2 separate regions of the Homo sapiens genome follow, and region 1 is linked to region 2. Evidence: read pairs that join two places in POLR2A ChIA-PET (ENCODE). Cell type or tissue: A673. All regions are shown on one strand. Each heading gives the region's core, and the rest is flanking DNA. Links, peaks and the distances in the headings are about the cores only.

Region 1 (7,248 bases), core at 1,221-5,220, 69 kb after region 2:
CCCTGGGGAGGAGCTGAGGATTCAGTGCATCAATAACAGGGCCTTGGGACAAGTCCTTGGGGGAGTCACATTCCACCTCTGCTCCAAGCTGTTGGAAGACTAATCTTGGCAAAACGGCAAGCTGCCATGCTTCCTGCCCAGACTGTGATAGTCTTGTTTCTTCCCTATATTGTGCCTTTCTTTGGGCTGTAGGGGACTGAGAATTGATCTTGTTGGATTATCTGGTAACTCCAGGAAGAAGGGATCAGACAAGAAAATTTGGCCAAGACAACCCAATGGGCCAAGATTCGAATCCCTTATAAATCTAATCTGAATTCCAGTGAAGGTTAAGGTCAGGGATACATGGCCAACACCTGGGCTGGAAATAGATCTGAGGCCAGCGGGATGCTGTGCCAAACTAGGCCTTCTCCTCTCTGTAATCCCAGCATTTGGGGAAGCTGAGGCCAGAGGATTGCTTTAGGCCAAGAGTTCAAAGCCAGCCAGGGCAACAAAGCAAGACCCTATTGCTATGAAATAAAAAAAATAGCTGATCATAGTGGCACACACCTGAAGAAGGCTTCTGGGGAAAAGAACCATATCCCAGTTCTGCAAAGTGGTATTGCTAGGAATGCAAACAACGCACAAAGGTCTCCATCTATTGCGGGAGTCTGTTTTGATCATTTCTTCATCAACTATTTATTAAACATGCAGCTTCTGCAAGGCCACTATGAGGGGCTGCTGGAGCTACAAAGGTAGGCAAGAATGCCTGCTATGGAGACATTTTCCTGTCAAGGAGGTAAGACACACACACACGGGGGAAAGAGCTTTAATCCCATAAGGCAGAAGAGTATTTACTCTTTCCGGGTGAGTGGAATAGAATGAGTTCTCCACGTTTCTCAAGGATGAGTGGGGCTATTCCAGGGACAACCCTTTGGCAGAGATATCACCCTAACCCTGCAAAGACACAGCATTCTCAAGTGGAACAAGAATAAACAGTGATATGATTTGGCTCTGTGTCCCCACCCAAATCTCATGTTTAATTGTAATCCCCGGTGTTGGAGGTGGGGCCTAGTGCAAGGTGCTTGGATACTGCGGATGGTTTCTAATGGTTTGGCACCACCCCCCTAGTGCTGTCTCGTGATAAAGAGTTCTCACGAGATCTGGCTGTTGTAAAGTGTGCGGCACCTTCCCCTTCACTTTCTCTCTCTCCTGCCAGCCATGTGAAGACGTGCTTGCTTCCTCTTTGCCTTCTGCAATGATTGTAAGTTTCCTGAGGCCTCCCAGCCATGCTTCCTGTACAATCTGCAGAACTGTGAGTCAATTAAACCTCTTTTCCTTGTAAATGACCCAGTCTCAGGTAGTTCTTTATAGGAGTGCAAGAATGGACTAATACAGAGACATTTTAAGGGGCAGATTGGGGATGGGAAAGGAAAACAGTCTCTCCTTTGGTCCCTGGGACTGGCTTCTCCTGGCTTTCTATGCATTTGTAACACAGATTGGCTGTTTCTGGTGGGGTTTCCCTCCAAGCAGCCCTGGCTTGTGGGTGGCTGTCTATAGGAGCCATGATGTTTTCAGCGACCTTTCCTCCAGTTCAGCACCAGTGTCCCCAGGGGCTCCTGGGAGAAGCCCCCAGGGGGCCGTCTGGACATCGGCTCAGGTGCTGCTAGCAAGCACCAGGTTCCAGGCAGCTTAGATGGTCTCTTTGAGGGGAGATGCTCTCAGCTGCTGAAGAGAAATTTCTTCACTCTTCTCTTCTACATGTTTCTTGGAAGAGCCTTCTTTGACCCTGTAGAAATGAAAAGGCAGAAGGCAGTGGTGAGGGGCAGGTGGTGTGCATGTCATGGGGAGGGTGGTGCCATATGCACAGGGTGCAGCTCCACCCTCCTGAAGCCAGAAGGGAGGTGGATGCTGCAGTGGCCCCTCCTCTGGATTCTCTTGGGCACCCTGGTGGCCACCCTCCTATTGTTCCTCCAGCTCCCTCCTTGCTCTATCCCTGGGGTCTTGCAGCTGGCAGAGGCTGGCCTGTCTGGAAACAGACTTGGGAGAGCTGCAGGGTCAAGAAGTTCAACAAAGAGTCTTACAGATGAGGACCTAGAGGGTGGACACATGCCCAAGGTCACTTGGCTGGAGAACAGGGGCCAGCAGACACCCCCAGCGACTGGGCACTATTAGCACCCTTCTTCTCCCACCCCAGGAGGCAGGGAGGGACAAAGATTAGGGCTCTGAGCCACTCCTGCCCTGCCCTGGTTGGCTCTTGAAGAAGTCAGGGGAGGTTGAGGGTGGTGGGGGGCTTGCCTGGACTTTGAGGCCCCCTCAGTCCCAAATAGCCTGAGGCTACCCCACTGGCTTTCTATCACTTGACAAGATCCAATTTTGCCTTTTTTGATGGGGGGGTAGAAATGGGGGTCTTGCTATGTTGCCCAGGCTGGTCTTGAACTCCGGGGCTCAAGCAATCCTTCCGCCTCAACCTCTCAACGTGCTGGGATTACAGGTATGAGCCACCATGCCTGGCCTATCGCCTTAAAAAAGAACCCTCTAGTCTTTGAAATGATTTATGTTCTAATTCCTTCCATTTATTTTTATTTTTGTATTGTGGACACTGATAACTGTTTTCCCACGGAATTATCTTAGTTTTTTTAATCCTCTTTTTTTTTTTTTTTTTTGAGACGAAGTCTTGCTCTGTCGCCCAAGCTGGAGTGCAGTGGTGCAATCTTGGCTCACTGCAACCTCTGCCTCCTGGGTTCAAGCGATTCTCCTGCCTCAGCCTCCTGAGTAGCTGGGACTACAGGCGTGCCACCATGCCCGGCTAATTTTTGTATTTTTAGTAGAGACAGGGTTTCACTATGTTGGCTAGGTTGGTCTCGAACTCCTGACCTCATGATCCACCTGCCTCTGCCTCCCAAAGTGCTGGGATTACAGGTGTGAGCCACCGCGCCTGGGCTGTTATCCTCTTGTTTTAATCGTTTCATATCTTGCCCATTTCTCCTGTCTACTTTAAGCTGTTTCCATTTTTGGATTTTTTCCAGCATTCATACTGTTTTATCTATGTTTCTATCCTTGCTTTTTAACTCTTCTATTTATAATATTTTAGTCGATTGGCTTAATCTTCCCAACTCCCCCACCCCAACCCCACTGAGATGGAGTCTTGCTCTGTCGCCCAGGCTGGAGTGCAGTGGTGCGATCTCGGCTCACTGCAACCTCCACCTCCCGGGTTCAAACGATTCTCCTGCCCCAGCCTCCTAAGTAGCTGGGATTACAGGCACCCACCACCACACCTGGCTAATTTTGTATTTTTTTTTTTATATATAAACTAGAGGTTTATTTTTCTCTACTTAAAAAAGTCTGGAATTAGGTAGTCCAGGGATGTTGACAAATTCATCACGCACTTCCTCCTTTCTTCTCCACCATTCTTAGCACATGGCTTCCTTTCTTTTTTTTTTTTTTCTTTTTTTTTTTCTTTTTTAATTTATTTTTTTATTGATAATACTTGGGTGTTTCTCACAGAGGGGGATTTGGCAGGGTCATGGGACAATAGTGGAGGGAAGGTCAGCAGATAAACAAGTGAACAAAGGTCTCTGGTTTTCCTAGGCAGAGGAACCTGCGGCCTTCCGCAGTGTTTGTGTCCCTGATTACTTGAGATTAGGGATTGGTGATGACTCTTAACGAGCATGCTGCCTTCAAGCATCTGTTTAACAAAGCACATCTTGCACCGCCCTTAATCCATTTAACCCTGAGTGGACACAGCACATGTTTCAGAGAGCACAGGGTTGGGGGTAAGGTCACAGATCAACAAGATCCCAAGGCAGAAGAATTTTTCTTAGTGCAGAACAAAATGAAAAGTCTCCCATGTCTACTTCTTTCTACACAGACACGGCAACCATCCGATTTCTCAATCTTTTCCCCACCTTTCCCGCCTTTCTATTCCACAAAGCCGCCATTGTCATCCTGGCCCGTTCTCAATGAGCTGTTGGGCACACCTCCCAGACGGGGTGGTGGCCGGGCAGAGGGGCTCCTCACTTCCCAGTCGGGGCGGCCGGGCAGAGGCACCCCTCACCTCCCAGACGGGGCGGCTGGCTGGGCAGGGGGCTGACCCCCCAACCTCCCTTCCGGACGGGGCGGCTGGCCGGGCGGGGGGCTGACCCCCCCACCTCCCTCCCGGACGGGGCGGCTGGCCGGGCAGGGGGGGCTGACCCCCCCCGACCTCCCTCCTGGACGGGGCGGCTGGCCGGGCGGGGGGCTGACCCCCCCCACCTCCCTCCCGGACGGGGTGGCTGCCGGGCGGAGACGCTCCTCACTTCCCAGATGGGGTGGCTGCCGGGCGGAGAGGCTCCTCACTTCTCAGACGGGGCAGCTGCCGGGCGGAGGGGCTCCTCACTTCTCAGACGGGGTGGTTGCCAGGCAGAGGGTCTCCTCACTTCTTAGACGGGGCGGCCGGGCAGAGACGCTCCTCACCTCCCAGACGGGGTCGCGGCCGGGCAGAGGCGCTCCTCACATCCCAGATGGGGTGGCGGGGCAGAGGCGCTCCCCACATCTCAGATGATGGGCGGCTGGGCAGAGACGCTCCTCACTTCCTAGATGTGATGGCGGCCAGGAAGAGGCGCTCCTCACTTCCTAGATGGGATGGCGGCCGGGCTGAGACGCTCCTCACTTTCCAGACTAGGCAGCCAGGCAGAGGGGCTCCTCACTTCCCAGACGATGGGCGGCCAGGCAGAGACACTGCTCACTTCCCAGACGGGGTGGTGGCCAGGCAGAGGCTGCAATCTCGGCACTTTGGGAGGCCAAGGCAGGCGGCTGGGAGGTGTAGGTTGTAGCGAGCCGAGATCACGCCACTGCACTCCAGCCTGGGCACCATTGAGCACTGAGTGAACGAGACTCCGTCTGCAATCCCGGCACCTCGGGAGGCCGAGGCTGGCGGATCACTCGCGGTTAGGGGCTGGAGACCGGCCCGGCCAACACAGCGAAACCCCGTCTCCACCAAAACCAGTCAGGTGTGGCAGCGCGTGCCTGCAATCGCAGGCACTCGGCAGGCTGAGGCAGGAGAATCAGGCAGGGAGGTTGCAGTGAGCCGAGATGGCAGCAGTACAGTCCAGCTTCGGCTCCGCATGAGAGGGAGACTGTGGAAAGAGAGGGAGACCAGAGGGGGAGGGGGAGGGGGAGGGGGAGGGAGAGGGAGAGGGAGAGGGAGAGGGAGGGAGAGGGAGGGAGAGGGAGAGGGAGAGGGAGAATGGCTTCCTTTCTTAAGGTTACTTCATGGTCAAAGATGGCTGCTGCAGCCCTCAACGTTTTGCTTGTGTTCCCGGCAGCGGGAAGAAGGAAGTAGCAAGAGCCTAATTTTGTATTTTTAATGGAGACAGGGTTTCGCCATGTTGGCCAGGCTGGTCTCAAACTCCTGACCTTAGGTGATCCACCCACCTCAGTCTCCCAAAGTGCTGGGATTACAGGTGTGAGCCACTGCACCTGGCCCATACATGCACTTTAACACTCCGCCTCCCATACCCTCATCCTCTCCAAGCCCTGCTCAGCACCCAGATGAAGACTGTCCTCCCCCACTTGGCCTGCAGGGAATAAAGTGGACAGGGACAGGGGAAGATATGAGGCTCTCGTAGTTGTCCAGACAAGAGACAATGGTGGCTTGATATAGGGCCATGGACACAGGGCTGGAGAGAGAATGACAGATTTAAGTCTATTCTGGAGGCAGAAATGATAGGACTTGGGCTGGGCGCCGTGGCTCACGCCTGTAATCCCAGCACTTTGGGAGGCCGAGGCAGGTGGATCACAAGGTCAGGAGTTCAAGACCAGCCTGGCCAAGATGGTGAAACCCCATCTCTACTAAAAATACAAAAATTAGCTGGGCATGGTGGCGGGCGCCTGTAATCCCTGCTACTCGGGAGGCTGAGGCAGGAGAATCACTTGAACCCGGGAGGCGGAGGTTGCAGTGAGTCATGATCGCACCACCGCACTCCAGCCGGGGTGACAGAGTGAGACAATGTCTCAAAAAAAAAAAAAAAAAAAGAAAGAAAAGAAATGATAGGACTTGCCAAAGAATATATCCTTGATCTCTTGCAGTTCAGCCTTGGCCCATGGCTCAGGTTAGAGATGGAATGTTTATGGGAGTTATTTCAGGGTTGCAAACACAGCACCTATACAGGCCACTGGGTACAGATGGGTCCACCTTTGGGATCAAGCTGACCTTCAGAGAGGGTTACAGACGGGCGCGGCTACTGTTCCTGTCACCATTCCCGCAAACTAAGGGTCTTCCCTGAGCCCACTGTTGCTGAGAAATGCTGCAAGAAGCAGCCAGATCAAGTCCCCTCTTGAGTTTGTTTTAGAAACATTGTCCAGGACATTGCTGTCACCTTAGTGACCTTTCTAATGAGACCCACACTTGAAGCCAAGATGATCTTAAAAAAAAAAAGAAAAGAGGGGTGGGGGGCCAAGCAGTGAAGAGAAACCTCTCCTAGTGCTAAATGCTAAGGAAAGCTTCACTCTCCTGAGGGACTGGTATTTGTTTTCCTTTCCAAGAGCAGCCATGAATGGGGTCTCCCTTTCTGTTGTGAAGAAGCCCAGAACCAAATTTGAAGCCTGCACAGCAACCATGGGAGCCTGTCTTTGCTTCACTTTCCTCCGCTCTCCTCTCCTCACTTCTCTGCCACGTCTCACTTCCAACCCACGTGTTTCCTTGTTCACGGTTTATTCTTTTCTACCTTCGTGATTGGGTCTGTTCTTGGGGAAAGCTAAGCCAGTGCAGATGGAGGTGGGGGAGGCATCTCACAGCTCTGGTGCATCTGGCCAGGACATTTCCGATACGCAGGAGTGGGGAGGGCACCCCATTTGCCCCCCAGTTATTTCCTGTAACTTTCGGCCTCTTGGTGCTGGAGGCCCCTCACCTCCTCTCCATGGCTGCGATGGTCTCCACCAGGGGCATGTTGCGGGTCTCGGTCAGGACGCAGACGGCCAGCCCAGCCAGGATTGCGGTGGCCCCAAAGCTCACGGGTGGCAGGATGGTGCTGTATTCCCCAAGTGTGGTAACCAGGGGCGCCGTCAGGCCCCCGAGGCGGGCGTGGACAGAGGCAAAGCCCATCCCCATCTGCCTGTGGGAGGTGTGTGGATGGGGATGGGTCAGTGCAGCAACCTGCACCCCTAGGGGCCCAAGAGGGCCACGCCCTGAGTGTCAGAGGACAGGGCAGGAGGGACCAGGGGTCCTGCCTCGGTGAGCCCAACAGGTCTCAACCTGCAGCATCTCCCCCCATGCACCCACCTGATCTCCGT
Region 2 (7,884 bases), core at 1,828-5,827:
CAGTGTGACCAGGATGGTTGGCTTCAATGCTGTCAGTGTGGGAAGGGCTTTTAGGGAGGCAGAGCCGGGAAGACCTCAGTGGGGGAGGCAGGATGCTGGGGGTGGGGGAAGATGCCAGACAAGCTGGGAGGTCCGGATGGGAAGAAGGGGATCATGGTAGGTAAAATAACAGCCCCCCTAAATATGTTCACATCTAGCCAGGTGCTGTGGCTCATGCCTATAATCCCAGCACTTTGGGAGGCCAAGGTGGGAGGATTGCTTGGGTCCAGGAGTTTGACACTGACACCAGCCTGAGCAACATAGTGAGACCCTGTTTCTACAACAAATAAATTAGCCGGACATGGTGGCTCAAGCCTGTAGTCCCAGGTACTCTGGAGGCTTAGGTAGGAGAATTGCTTGAACCTGGGAGGTTAAGGCTGCAGTGAGCTGTGATCACGCCACTGCACTCCAGCCTGGGCAATAGAGCAAAAACCCATGTAAAAAAAAAAAAAGAAAAGAAAAAAAGCCCACATCCGAACCTGTGTAATCTATGAATATGTTTTGTTACATGAGAAATGGAAATGAAAATTGCCAATGAGGGCTGGGCGCCGTGGCTCATGCCTGTAATCCCAGCACTTTGGGAGGTCAAGGCAGGTGGATCACGAGGTCAGGAGATCGAGACCATCCTGGCTAATATGGTGAAATCCCGTCTCTACTAAAAATACAAAAAAAAAAAAAAATTAGCCGAGCATGGTGGCAGGCACCTGCAGTCCCAGCTACTCGGGCGCCTGTAGTCCCAGCTACTCAGGAGGCTGAGGCAGGAGAATGGCATGAACCTGGGAGGCGGAGCTTGTAGTGAGCCGAGATCGCACCACTGCACTCCAGCCTGGGCGACAGAGCGAGACTCCGTCTCAAAAAAAAAAAAAAGAAAAAAAAGAAAATTGCCAATGAAATTATGGTTGCAAATCAGCTGACTTTAAAATAGCTTATGCTGAAGTATCTGGGTGGGCCAGTGTAATAACAAGGGTTTTTAAAAGTAGAAGCAGGAGACAGAGAAAGAGATGTGATAGGCCGGGCGTGGTGGCTCACGACTCACGCCTGTAATCCCAGCACTTTGGGAGGCTGAGACGGGTGGATCACAAGGTCAGGAGTTCAAGACCATCCTGGCTAACACGGTGAAACCCCGTCTCTACTAAAAATACAAAAAATTAGCTGGGTGTGGTGACACGTGCCTGTAGTCCCAGCTACTTGGGGGGCTGAGGCAGGAAAATCGCTTGAACCTGGGAGACAGAGGTTGCAGTGAGTCGAGATTGTGCCATTGCACTCTAGCTGGAGTGACACAGCGAGACTCCGTCTCAAAAAAAAAAGAGAGAGATGTGATGACTGAAGGGCCAGAGAAATGATGTGTTGCTGCCTTTGAAGATGGAGGCAGAGGCCCCAAACCAAGGAACTGCTTCAGAAGCTGGAAAATACAAGGAAACAGGTTCTACCCTATCTACCCTAGAGGCTCCAGAAGGAACACAGCCCTGCCCTCACCTCCTCACCTTGATCTTAGCTCAGTGAGACTCACACATTGGCCTTTTTTTTTTTTTTTTTTTGAGATAGAGTCTTGCTCTATTGCCCAGGCTGGAGTGCAGTGGTGCAACCTCGGCTCACTGCAACCTCCATCTCCTAGGTTCAAGCGATTCTCCTGCCTCAGCCTCCCGAGTAGCTGGGGTTACAGACGCCCGCCACCATGCCTGGCTAATTTTTGTATTTTTAGTATAGATAGGGTTTCACCATGTTGGCCAGGCTGCTCTCAAACTCCTGACCTCAAGTGATCCACCCACCTTGGCCTCCCAAAGTGCTGGGATTATAGGCATGAGCCACCTCGCTCAGCCCCATGTTGACCTTCTAACCTATAGAACTGTAAGATCACGAATTTCTGTTGTTTTAAGCCACCTATTCCATGATAATTTGTTGTAGCAGTGATAGAAAACGAATCCAAGGAGGTTCAGGTTTTAATCTTGAGTGTGCCCTCAACTCTGCAGGGAGTATTGGTCAGGTGGATTCTGCCAGGAATGGCCTGGCAGCTTGGAGGAAAACAGGCCTGGACCATTGAGTAAGTGGCAATGATGGCCCTGGGCCAAGCTGTGGTAGGGGTGAGTAAAGGGTGTGCCTCTCCCCATTCTTGCCATGGGACTTTGCCAGGCCGCCCTGTGCCCTTTACCCATTGCTTCATGTTCCTGAATTCTTTACATCCTCCTGGGGGTGCCTAGTGACGTGGCCAGAGCCTGAATCACGATCCCCATTTTACAGATGGGAACTAAAGCTCAGGGCACCGACAGTGATTTGCTGAGCCTAGAAGTGGCAAGGCATGTGGGCTCTGGCCCCTCCTTCTCTCAGGCTTCTAACCCCACAGGCATCATTCCTGCCCATCCCCAGGACACAGCTCTCAGAGAGGAGGGGCAGCTGAGTGCCTTGAGCCCCGGCCTCTGAGCCATCAGTCAGATTCTGAGCTGTCTCTGCTGCTGCTTTGCTCTGTGGCCACAGGCAAAGGACCTTCCCTTCCAGAGTCTCCTTGCCTATAATATGGGGTAGTAGCATCAGGTCAGGCAAGTCCCAAACCAGATAAGGGATGGACATGCATGTATTTTGTTCATGGGAATACGCAGCCCCTCAGGTGGCATTGTTTCACGGACACATTAGACAAGAGCTTTGGGGCCTGGCCAGCTGGCTGTGCTGCTTGATCGGAATGGCTGTAATGATGAAGCCACCTAAGCCTGCGGGAATGAGGCTCAGGCCAAGCCCTCATCCCCTGCCCATCTGCTGAGAGTCCTCCATTGGGGGGTAGCGGTCAGGGAAGGGTCAGGCACTCCATTCAGAGCTGGGGACAAAACAGAGTTACAGGGATGGAAGATGGAGAAACAAAGCCTCTCACCCAAGGCCACACACAGCTGGGGACCAACCCCGGAGCTCTTTGAAGAAGTTCTGTGGGGGGTGGGTGATTAGGGGTCCCTCGGGTAGGGATAGAGAGCAGCAGAGCCCGCAAACCTGGTCCAAGCTCCTGCTTTCCTCCCTGAGCCTTCCAACCAGGACTAGAAATGCTATCTGCACTCTGGGGACTGTTTTCAACCCACCTGGATGTGACGTGTTCCGCCCAGTGCCAGTCCCCTTGCCGCTCAATCCACTCCTGCTGTCATTCAGAGCAGGGGGCCCGACCAAGTCCACATCGCAGGAGTGATCGGCGCCTGGCCCTGGGTTCTGCGCTGTGCAAGCATGCAGGGAGGGCGCTTCCTTCTCCCCATTCACAGATGTGGTTGTCACTTGGCTGGGGCCCAGGGGATCCCTGAGGAGGTTCTGCTGAATGGACAGGATCTTTGTGTGCACACCCAGCATCGCCATGGGAGCCCTGCCATTCATAAGGCCATGTATAAAACAGGATTTCATTTACTAAACTTGGCTTTTTTGTGCAAGTTCTCAGGCTATATGTAGGGGCCTGGGGTGTGGGTAGGGAGGCTGGAATAGCCTGAGCCACGGGGAAGCGTGGCCTGCATTTTGACCCAAGACACTCAGGCCAAGCGCTGCATCCCCCAGCCTGGACCCTAGGGTCTGATGCCTCAGCCAGGGCCTGGACTGTCCTGGACAGAAGGGCTCCTGGACACCCTGCTACCTCAGGGGCAGGATCCAAAAGGGCATCTGGGGCTGGATGTGGTGGCTCACACCTGTCATCCCAGCACTTTGGGAGGCTGAGGTGGGCGGATCAACTGAGGTCAGGAGTTCGAGACCAGCCTGGTCAACATGGTGAAACCCCGTCTCTACTAAAAATACAAAAATTAGCCAGGCGTGGTGGCACACGCCTGTAGTCCCAGCTACTTGGGAGACTGAGGCAGAAGAATTGCTTGAGCCTGGGAGGCAGGGGTTGCAGTGACCAAGACTGTACCACTGCACTCTAGCCTGGGTGACACAGCAAGACTCCATCTCAAAAAAAAAAAAAAAAGGCCGGGCGCGGTGGCTCACGCCTATAATCCCAGCACCTTGGGAGGCTGAGGCAGGCCGATCACGAGGTGAGGAGATTGAGATCATCCTGGCTAACACGGTGAAACCCCGTCTCTACTAAAAATACAAAAAATTAGCCTGGCATGGTGGCGGGTGCCTGTAGTCCCAGCTACTTGGGAGGCTGAGGCAGGAGAATGGCATGAACCCAGGAGGCGGAGCTTGCAGTGAGCTGAGATCACGCCACTGCCCTCCAGCTTGGGCGACAGTGCGCGACTCCGTCTAAGAAAATAAAAATTAAAATTAAAAAAAAAACAAAAGGGCATTTGGGAGGGGCAGAGCAGGCCACGATGGAGAAACACCCAGAGCAGGGTATTTGGCTTCTGTCTCCTCAGCCTGGAGCCTCTCCCTTGTCCTGAGATGGGCCCAATAGGCTCCCCAACCAACCCCACAGCCACCTCCCCGACTGTGATCACTACACAGGGACTGACTCAGCCCTTCCTTCCCCTCCCAGCCTCTCCTTCCTGGAAATTGCCATCACCAGCGGCCATAGCACCCCCATGGGACCTGGGGGATGGAGTTGGAAGCCCCCTCCGGCAACACTGGCCAGATTGGAGAGACCAGCAGGGAAGCTCCCTCCTACCCCCAGGGAGGCTGAAGCCAGCTCTCCATGGGCACGAAACCTGGAACCCAGGACCCTGGGGGGCAGGTGAGATGACAGGGACTTGGGGTCTGGGAGCAGAGTCACAGGGAAGAGTGGCATCTAGGGGAGGCGCATCTTGGGGGTGCATCTAGGGGAGGTGCTAAGAAGTGACAGGGGTCTCTGGAGGTGCCCCAGTCCCTCTGCTGGGATGCAGGGTGGCAGGGAGCTGAGAAGGTGCTCAGCCACCCTCTGGAAGCTTCTGACGTCCCAGCCTAAGCTCAGCCTGCAGGGCCCTGTGGCCTGAGCCAACCCCAGACCTGGGTTGGATTTTTTCCTTGTTTCTTGCTTCCTTCCTCCCCTGGACTCCTGCCAACTCCAGCCCTGCCCTCCTCGCTCTTCACCCCACTTCAGAGAACTGTGACCCACTGGAGGCTGGGATTTGAGATGAGAGGTCACCCTCGGAGTTGGCTCCAGCTGCTGCCTCTGCCTGGGACCCCTCCTTGGGAGTTGGGTGGCAGGGCCTTGCTGGGGGCACTTCCCTTCGCATCTGGATTTTGGCCTCGGGCCCAGGGCTATGGGGGTTTCCAGAGTGGTGACAGCCTTGTCCTAGCAGGGACCAGCCCAAGCACTTCCTCCCAGAGCCCTCTGGGAGCGTCCCAGCCCCAAGGCTGTCATTTTGTCGTAGGGAGTAAATTGTGGAGTCAGCAGAGGCTGTCTTCCACACTTTCTGTGCCTTCCAGGTATCCTGTCATTCCTCATTCTGAAAACCTAGGCTTGCATCTCTCTTGTGCCTAGGGCTATGCTGGACTAGAGAAGACACAGGTGGCCAAAGCTGGACCCAGCCCTCAGGGAACAGATAACCTGCGTGAGAAACAAATAATTGATTCTGCCCTTTATCCCTCCCGGGCCAGCACGGAGGGGTTCAGCCAATGACTGGGAATTGAATGAAAAACCAAAGAGAACAGCCATGAGATCTGTCTGCTATGGGTGGGAAAGCAGATGGGAGAGTGAGAAGGGCTTCAAGGAGAAGGTGATATGTGAACAGGGCATAAATGGATGAATAGGAGTTTGCCAGGCACAGAAAGGGAAGGACATTCCAGGGGAAGCAGGCAGAGGCCTGGCAAGGCAAAGGCCAGGAGGATTGCAAGTAAAGTCATGGTATGAGCAGAAAACAAGAGAGGTCCAGTTGCCCATGGCATAGGAGAGGGGACAGGCCAAGAGGGTAGTGGGTAAGCACTGTTTTCCCTGCCCAGCATCCATCTCTCACTCTGGTGACTGTCCCTCAGTTTTCTAGTCTCCAGTGTGACTGGCCCCCAACCCTCAAGCTCTAAAAGTGGGTTTGAGTCCTGTGCCTAGCCAGTCTGAGTCATGGGAATGGCTCCAGCATATGACATCAGAGAGCATCAGCCCAGGAACTTGATGGGACTGTTAGGGTCACAAATGTCAAGATGCCAGCCCAGAGCTGCTGGTGGCCAGCTCTGCCACCCTAAGGGGGGAGCCTGCCTAAGAATAAGGCCAACATAGAAGAAAACAGCACCAAGAGAATGAATCTCAATGACATTGCCTGTGCTCCTGGATCCAGTCATGCCTGAAGCAGTTTCTATTCTACGAGCCAACAAATTCCAGTTTTGGCTTAATACAGTTAGGGTTGGGTCTGTCACTTGCCACTGAGAATGAAGGGCCCATTGCAGAATAGCTAAAGGCAGGTGATCACTCATGAGAGTTGCCGAGTGCTGTGGGAAAGGCAACGATGATCTGTGTGTAGAGGTACAACACCATCAGAACTGCATTTTCTTTCATTTAAATTACTTTTTGAGGCCGGGTGCGGTGGCTCACGCCTGTAATCCCAGCACTTTGGGAGGCCAAGGCGGGTGGATCAGCTGAGGTTAGGAGTTCGAGACCAGCCTGGGGAACATGGTGAAAACCCGTCTCTACTAAAAATACAAAAATTAGCGAGGCGTGGTGGCACGTGCCTGTAGTCGCAGCTACTCAGGAGGCTGAGGCAGGAGAATCACTTGAGCCTGGGAGGCGGAGGTTGCAGTGAGCCAAGATTGTGCCACTGCACTCCAGCCTAGGCGACAGAGTGAGACTCTGTCTCAAAATAATAAAATAATAATAATAATAATAATAATTACTTTTTGATTAGGTAATGCTCTTTCTTTTCTTTTTCTTTCTTTGAGATAGGGTCTTGCTGTATCGCTGGAATGCAGCGGCGTGATCACTGCTCACTGCAGCCTCAACTTCCTGGGCCCAAGCAATCCTCCTGAGTAGCTGTGACCACAGGCACATGCCATTTGCTAATCTTTGTATTTTTTGTAGAGACGGGTTTTCGCCATGTTGTCCAGGCTGGTCTTGAACTCCTGGGCTCAAGCAATTCATCTGCCTCGGCCTCCCAAAGTGCTGGGGTTATAAGGGTGAGCCAAAGCGCCTGGCTGAGGTAATGCTTTCATGTGATTCAGAATTCAGAAGTTGGCTGGATATGGTGGCTCACACCTGTAATCCCAACAGTTTGGGAGGCCAAGGTAGGGGGTGGGGTGCGGATCACCTGAGGTCGGGAGTTCGAGACCAGCCTGGCCCACATGGCAAAACCTCGTCTCTCCTAAAAATACAGAAATTAGCCAGGCATGGTGGTGGGTGCCTGTAATCCCAGCTACTCAGGAGGCTGAGGCAGGAGAGTCGCTTGAACCTGGGAGGCGAAGGTTGTGGTGAGCCAAGATCACACCACTGTACTGGGTGCCTGAGCGACAGAGTGAAACTCCATCTCAAAAAGAAAAAAAAAAGAAAGAAAGAAAAAGAAATTCTGAAGTCCTAAGAGGCAAGAAGTCTCATCCCTGTCCCCCAGGGACAGTTCTCCATTCTGCTATAGCCAACTGGTGTTATCAGTTTCTTGTAAACACTTCTAGGGATATTCTTGCATGAACGAGCAGGGCCCCTCTCATTTTTTTTTTTTTTAACACAAATGTCAATATTTAGACAAGTAGAGTTCCAAAGTACTGCAGGCCCTGGTGGTAGCTGGCGGAGGGCCGTCCTGCTCGGGACTGTGAGAAGCCCTTTCATTGAGCCTCTGCTGTTCATGCTGTTTGACACCTTGCGTTTTCCAGTTAACGTTATATTTTGGAGACCACTCTACATCAATACATAGAGTGTGTCCTCATTTTCACAGCTGCACGGTATTCCAGCACAAGGATGTATGGTAATTTACAGATGCACTTCTTGGCAGAGGGACCTTCAGGTTGCTTCCAGCCCTTTCTCAAGACAGGCCGTGCCGCAGTGAGTCATCTGTACAA

Evidence for each region. ChIA-PET counts read pairs that join two places held together with the same protein. Peaks named below come from ENCODE experiments on the same cell type or tissue, not always from the same donor. Only the 100,000 strongest peaks of a DNase experiment are listed, where the experiment ranks them.
Region 1: POLR2A ChIA-PET joins it to region 2 with 9 read pairs; 6 of 35 experiments call an interaction of 5 or more read pairs at or near these places.

What each region holds. Positions count from the first base shown.
Region 1 is chr11:65,236,507-65,243,754 of GRCh38, reverse strand. It overlaps the pseudogene SLC22A20P. Among named protein-coding and RNA genes, the nearest start is that of POLA2, 22 kb to the left of the region's middle. RefSeq lists a silencer at 1,090-1,290. In A673, for the core only: no CTCF peak of the experiment used is centred there; no DNase peak of the experiment used is centred there.
Region 2 is chr11:65,305,792-65,313,675 of GRCh38, reverse strand. It overlaps LOC105369344 (a long non-coding RNA gene), which reads left to right. Exons shown (of 3, transcript XR_007062727.1): 2 at 4,469-4,663. It also overlaps a transcript of POLA2 not described here. Among named protein-coding and RNA genes, the nearest start is that of CDC42EP2, 5.1 kb to the left of the region's middle. RefSeq lists enhancers at 2,493-3,100, 3,101-3,708. In A673, for the core only: no CTCF peak of the experiment used is centred there; a DNase peak (open chromatin) is centred at 3,345.